Linked DNA regions of Homo sapiens: region 2 is linked to region 1. A link is a contact called in ENCODE Hi-C or POLR2A ChIA-PET data. All regions are on one chromosome and are shown on one strand. The core of a region is the stretch at or near the end of the contact, and the rest is flanking DNA. Distances in the headings are between cores, read along the strand shown. Region 1 has its middle 160 kb from the start of ZNF608. Region 2 has its middle 230 kb from the start of ZNF608.

The links. Hi-C counts contacts between places; a loop is a spot of excess contacts on that map. ChIA-PET counts read pairs that join two places held with the same protein, here RNA polymerase II (POLR2A). Pooled maps may share reads with other maps.
Region 2: a loop to region 1 is called in a map of B cell, with 5 times the contacts of the local background. The contact joins two enhancer-like sites. A Hi-C loop is called at or near these places in 4 of 168 maps with a recorded cell type or tissue (B cell, Caco-2, dorsolateral prefrontal cortex and 1 more), 1 of 37 single-sample maps with no recorded cell type and 5 of 50 pooled maps. POLR2A ChIA-PET finds 5 or more read pairs at or near these places in 2 of 52 experiments (Caco-2 and OCI-LY7).

Annotation. Positions count from the first base shown.
Region 1 is chr5:124,900,954-124,904,190 of GRCh38, reverse strand. No RefSeq gene overlaps it. Among named protein-coding and RNA genes, the nearest start is that of ZNF608, 160 kb to the right of the region's middle. Within about 2 kb of position 1,755, at least 9 of the 41 ENCODE cell types and tissues checked have a DNase peak (open chromatin) inside an H3K27ac peak, as active enhancers do; they include B cell and OCI-LY7, where a contact is called at or near this core.
Region 2 is chr5:124,979,142-124,982,378 of GRCh38, reverse strand. No RefSeq gene overlaps it. Among named protein-coding and RNA genes, the nearest start is that of ZNF608, 230 kb to the right of the region's middle. RefSeq lists enhancers at 1,214-1,867, 1,868-2,522. Within about 2 kb of position 1,583, at least 5 of the 41 ENCODE cell types and tissues checked have a DNase peak (open chromatin) inside an H3K27ac peak, as active enhancers do; they include B cell and OCI-LY7, where a contact is called at or near this core.

The DNA of each region.
Region 1 (3,237 bases), core at 506-3,005:
GACTTCTGAATACTAGAAGTTTGACAGAGCCCAGCTCATCCATCATGGACCCATCACTGGACACAAAACCTTCCCTGGTTGCCTCAGCCAGAAATAAACCTTCCAAACGTGGTGTTCTAATTTGCCTTGTACTTTTCCCATACAATTCTTCACACCCCGTCTTCGCTTAGAATTATTTGTAGACAGATCTTGGATCTGTATTCCCAGCACTTAGCACAGTGCCTCAAGCACCAGAACTAAAAAGGGGTTTGTGAATTTCACTGTCTTGTGGCAACTTTACAGCCTAACCCCACGTGGATGACTAAATGAATCAAAAAGTGAATGTATTTAGAGATTATCTGCTCTTTCTTTATTCTTCTGTGGTGAACCCTCTCTCCCACTTTTTTCTCCACTGGCTTCTAAACTGTGTCTCTTGAAGTTTGTCCGCCACCTCCCGCCCACATCATTTCCCCACAGTTGATCAGTTGACAGTAAAAAGACAGCAAGGAGGCTGATGTCTGGATGGCTGGATCATTTCTAAGCTGGGTATTTGCAGATCAGGGGTTTCCTGCACTTTGACAAGGATTTTTAAGCGAGTATGGTAAACAGAAAGTTGTAGATTGAGACTCTATAAAGGTGAATCAAAGTGTCTTTTGAAATCACTGGTTTCCCCATATCCCTATTGCCATATCCCTCATTATTCAGAGAAATTACAGAAAAGAGAGGTTAGCCTTCCAGGGTTACTAGTGATTTGCTGTGTTGACCTTTGACATGCTCTTTAATCTCTTAGGACTTTAGTATTTTCATCAATAATAATAACAACCTGTTCTAATTACATCACAGCCTTGCTAGGCAAATCATATGAGAGTAGTATATAAAAGATATACTACTATATTACTAGAACTAGATATTAAAAAAGGACTAGGTTAGCTTGTGTAAATAGCTTTTTAAATAATGAATGCTATGTGAATCAATATATTAATAATGAGAAAAATTAGATTTGCTTGAAAACAAAATGCTATTAAAAACAGGAAGAAGCCATGGGAAAAAAGTTTAATTTGTCATTATAACAGGTAAAGAATATTGCTATAGTCACCTTCATAATGCTCTGAGCTTCCTACCCTTACAGTGAACATTCAATACATTTGGAATAAAGAACACGTTTGAGATACACTATCAAATCAAAATGGTTTTCCTGGTTTGATCAGTGGTGGAAATCGAGGCTATTAATTTAATATCCACTCCTTCTCACCATGCACACTGGGTCATTATTTAACTGTGAGCAAATGGTCTAGGTGACTCTTAGCAAATCCTGAAAATATGTAATTTCCATTCCCACTACCAATTCCGATCAAGGCCATTCTGAAGTGCAGCAAATGAGTTTAAGTACAGGGTTGACACTGCACCGAGTACTGGCACTTTCTTGCTCCAGAGGAAGACAAATGTAAATGCTTGAAAAAACACAGTTGAGAGAATAATTGAAAATGCGTTCAATGTCTTCATCCTCTGAGAATATGTGTGTGCATGTGTGTATTTGTAGTTGCTCTTTCATAAAATGTGTATGTGTCTGTTTTGATTCTGAAGCTTCCCTCTGGTGTGGGTAGGTTTCACAGAGGGGTTCTGGCTTGTAAAGGTTAACCATGCAGAAATCAAGGCTTTGTGCATTTTTGCAAAGGTCACACTCATCAGCAGTTCCGGAAAGACTGCTGGGCAGGGCCATGGTAACCACCCCATGAGTGAACCATGGCTCTGGGTTTCATTTCCTTTAAGAACACCGCTACAGCCCCTGGTTGTGTCACCAAGAGATAAAGAGGCTGCTCAGTCACTTGAAATTCAATTTGTACATTACTCCAACCTAGCCCACCTCTTTCCTTCATGGTGTTTGGCAGCTGCTTGCTGGCACTCTGCATTTCAAATGCCTGAGCTGCAGGAAGCTGTTTAATAAGTGGGATAGGTTTTGATTAATGTAACAAGCTAAAAATAGACCATGATGTAATGCATATCTCAGCAGGAATCACAGAGCAAATTGGACGGTTTCAAAGGACCATGCTGCAGCAGAGAGTTTCTCTAAAGAAATATATTTATGTTTTTATAGCACCTTGAAGGGTCAAATTGTAGAATGAGTACATTTTGGACATGGAAGCTTGTCCTGTGGGTCTTTGAATAGCAATTATAGGTGACCACACAAGAAGCTCCAGAGAAAACTGGATATTTGACACTGACTCAGGTACACTAAGGGTCATCTATACTTCACCAAACACCCTGGTATTATTATTTTTAAAAACAGCAAAAGCGAATAGAAATGGTAGCAGTAAAATTCTGGCAGTATCTGTAAACTCAGTTATTTAAGTATTGCATTTAGTTTCGTCTAATGATCTAAAAGCCTCATGTAGTCCTATGTTTAAAGGCATTGATTTAAATTTCTCATTTCTTAGTGGATAAAATAATTAGAATTCATGTTGCTTGGTTTAAGAAAGACCAATGAAAAGAAAAGCAATAGACTTGTACGGCAAGATTCCCTTATATTTACTGAGAAATGGCACAATATGTAAATGAAATGTGGGATCACTTTTCTTAAGGGAGCAATAATTAAAGATTAAAAACAAAGTCTGGAATGTACTAAAAAGAAATGAAGGAAATAAATTCATTGTTTGTAATTGTTGTTTACTAAATCTATACATTGTAAGTTGCTAAAAATCACTTTGGATATTTAGTCAAAGTATGTGTGTCTGTGTATGTGTGTTGATGTGGTGTGGTGGGGGTAAGGGATGGGGGAAAATCTTCCCTTGCTATAAATGCAAATGAGTGTGTGGAAAAAATTATGTTTTTGTATTTTTCTCTACAAGTAATTTCACCTTCCCACTATGAGAATCTGTGTACTTTATAAATGGTCCCACACTCTGGTTACTGTAAAGATGTTGACTTGTTACCTTGCCAGTGAGGGAGAGCCAAAATTAACATTCTTAGGCTGTATGAGTAATATTTTTCCTAGAGAACTTGCCTATCTACTCAAAGTACTCATCTCATGGGATAGTCAATTAATACAACCAAGGTATAGATTCCATGAAAGTAAGTTAATGCCAAAAAGAGCAAAATTTGCCCAGCCAATGACCACAGTCCTAACCAAGCCATTCATTTTAAGAGTATCAACAATCAAATAAAATCCATCATCATTATTCCACGACAAACAACACAAATTGATTAAACTGTACTGTAGTGGGTTGAAAGGTGCCCTCCAAAAGTTATGTCCCTGGAGGG
Region 2 (3,237 bases), core at 334-2,833, 78 kb before region 1:
AGAACAGGAGAAGGTCAGAGATTTTGCTTCTGAAGCAGCTTCTAAGGCCTTCTGATCTCCAGTTCAAAGTGCTCAGCAGTGCCAAAGCACCATGTTTTGGGGTGTTGCTTTCTGAGCCCCAACAAGGAGATATGAGAACAGGTACTGGCAAGAGCTGCGGCAGGAAGCTGCCCACACAGGGGCAAAGGTTTGGACAAGTTTTGAAGGGGAGAAATAGACAATTTCTGGCACCTATGCAGAGCAAAACGCAGCAGGATTTGGCAAGAAGAGCCAGGTAGGAAATGTAGAAGGAAAGATAATTGAAAGACAACAGTGAGTCAATGAGTCTTTAATCTGATAGCCAGAAGGAAAAGGTGACGAAAATAGAACATAGTTACAACCAAAGCAAAAGTATTAAGTTACTAGTTAATTATTAATTTAGCAGGATGTTAAATGTAATGACCTAAATCTCTGTAAGGTTTTTCTCGTTGTTGTTTTTGAGACAGGGTCTCATTCTGTTGCCCAGGCTAGATTGCAGTGGTGTGATCATAGTTGACTGCGACCTCGAACTGCTAAGCTCAAGCAATCCTCTGCCTCAACCTCCTGAGTGGCTGGGACCACAGGCATGTGCCACCAAGCGTGGCTAAGTTTGTCAAAAAGTATGTTTTAAAGATGAGGATTTCTCCATGTTGCCCAGACTGATCTCAAACTCCTGTGTTCAACCCATCCTCCTGCCTCAGCCTCTCAAAGTGCTGTGATTACAGGTGTGAGCCACCACACCTGGCCATTTCTGTAAGTTCTAAAGGTGTAAACAGCAAAGACAAGGAAGTAAGTTGAAACTCCCAAAACTCTTCTTTCAAAGGAAATGTCTTATCCAACCACACACACCAACACGTTTATGCTATTTGTTGAGTGTTTTTTGTTTTCCTCAAAGCTTTGGAGGATTTTATTGAAATCTTCATTTATGACTTTGAACCATATTTGAGGCCCCTTTGTATGTGCCCTGGTGTGGAAAAGCCTCCTATACTACAGGGTTCCGAATAAATAATGAGACATATACCAGGTCTATGCTTTTGTGTTACTCACCATAATAAAAATAGCGTGCTTGGTGTACCAAATAAATAATGTGTTGAGATGTTACATTACACCAAATAAATCGATAAAAACAAATGTCTTTCAGCACAATAATTTTGTCTCAAACTCTAACCACGTAATAGAAAATAGATTTCCTGTGTTCTTGAGCATGGATTGTAAACAGAACCATACCAGTAGTCTCTGTTTATTGTTTTGTGTAAGTTCAGAGGGAGAGCGGATTGTTTACTAGAACAAAATCCTTTAAAAAGAAAAAAAAAGGATTCTCATCTTTCATTTAGGTTAATAACACACTACATATATTTGTCCATCAAATTAGAATTACTGTCAGCCCATAATGCATTTTAGTTTAGCCAATATCAGTCAGTCCTGATTTATTTGCTTAATACAAATCTAATTGAGTTTCAGGCTGCTCTTCTCCTTTCAGCTGTTAACCGACCAAGTACATCTTTAATTTCCAAGACCGATGGTGTGGTAGCAGTTGAGAGGAAGAGCGATTTGCATAAGGCCCCAGAAGGGTGCCAAAACTCTTCACGCTTTAAACAACAGCCTTTATTATTCTGTAAGTGGATGTGTTGAATTTTCATGCTTTTGTTTCCAGTTCAGTCCTGACAGAAAAGAATAAAGTAGATTTTGCCAGCACCCCTGCTGTGCCCTGGGGGAGAAATTCAATGTGCCTCATTTGTCTTAATTGGAGAACCGCCCTCAGCACCAGCTTTTTCTATGAATACATTAGCATAACAGACAGAAAATTCAAGCCCACTTTTGTAGAAACAGTCTCCCCCACACACCCACCTCCCATTTTTAAGACTAATAAAAACTGCAAGAGGGGAGAAGTGTTTCATCTCCTGAATTTCTTACAGTTGCTGTTGTAAAATTCTCTGTACAGGAAAGATGCATCAAGCCTATTTTATCTCTGCACTGTTATTAGAGCCAGTCGTGGAAAATGTGATAAATATCATCCATGACGGAGAGCTGAAAGCTTCTCTTTATTCTTCATAATGTGCTAATCCTATATACTTGTTCGTTGACTGGTTATGCTGCTTTTTCAGAGGGGAGAGTAGGTTTTATATAGAGATGAATGTGTAGCAGCTATGAATGAATCTAGAAGAAAAAAAAAGAAAAATTCTCACCGAGGTGAATTTATTAACACTAAAACAAACGCAATTATCTCAGTCAAAGCAAGATTTTAAACCCTGTGCCAATTCATTGGAGAAATATTAAATTCATCTTCACGTTTTTCATATTACAAAAGGGCTCTAAGTCTGGACAAACAACCTGTGCTGTGTAAATCATTTCCCTAATCCAGGCTCTTTCAGTATCAGATTGAACTAATGGAATTTAAAGGTAGGTATTTCAAAAGAAATATTTCGTCTACGTGTTCCCAAGACTGGTATTAATTCTTTTATCACATCTGCTCAACCTGCTTGCCATTGCCAGCATGTGAAAGAGAAAAGGAAAATATGGGGAAAGATGTAATTTCTTAATAAAATGTGGTGTACACATTCTCTTGGAAAGATGGCTGCCTTTCAAAATAACAATGAATCCATATTTTGTCTTGATTTTTTCTCCAGCAGGCCTAATTTACCACGTCAGTCACATACTGCTCTCACTAGATGCCTTCCAGGGATTTTAAATAAGGTTTTGTTGTTGTTGTTAAGAGCTTGTTTTGTTTTGAATTATTTGTATGCTCATTTGAAAACTAAATACCTTTTGGGTCAGGTCCTTGTGGGTAAATGGAAAGCAAAATCATTTTGGAATAATAATTTTGAGATACAGAAGCTTCTGCGGCCTAGAGAGAAGCAAACAGTTCTTCCTTCTGTGTAAATCCTCATTGTGTCACCCATTTCAAATGTCTGGTAATACTAACAGAAAGCCTGAAGGCAATGCTGAGAGACTGTCAGCCTCCCATCCCCCTTCCTCCTCCCATCCCTCACTTTCCACTCACTCAGCCCCAGTAAACATTCCAAGAGGGTGTGGTGACTTGGTCAGTATTAGAGACTAGGAAGTAAACGTCTGCTTTCTAGCATAAGTGAATCTAAAAAATAATTATTTGACTTGATTTGTCCTGCAAGCAGATGTCAGCTTTTCACCTTGCTAATAGTTTCATTTACATTGTAAAGCTGACAAGCAGTTTACGCAGTTTATCAGATAATTTCTGCTCCT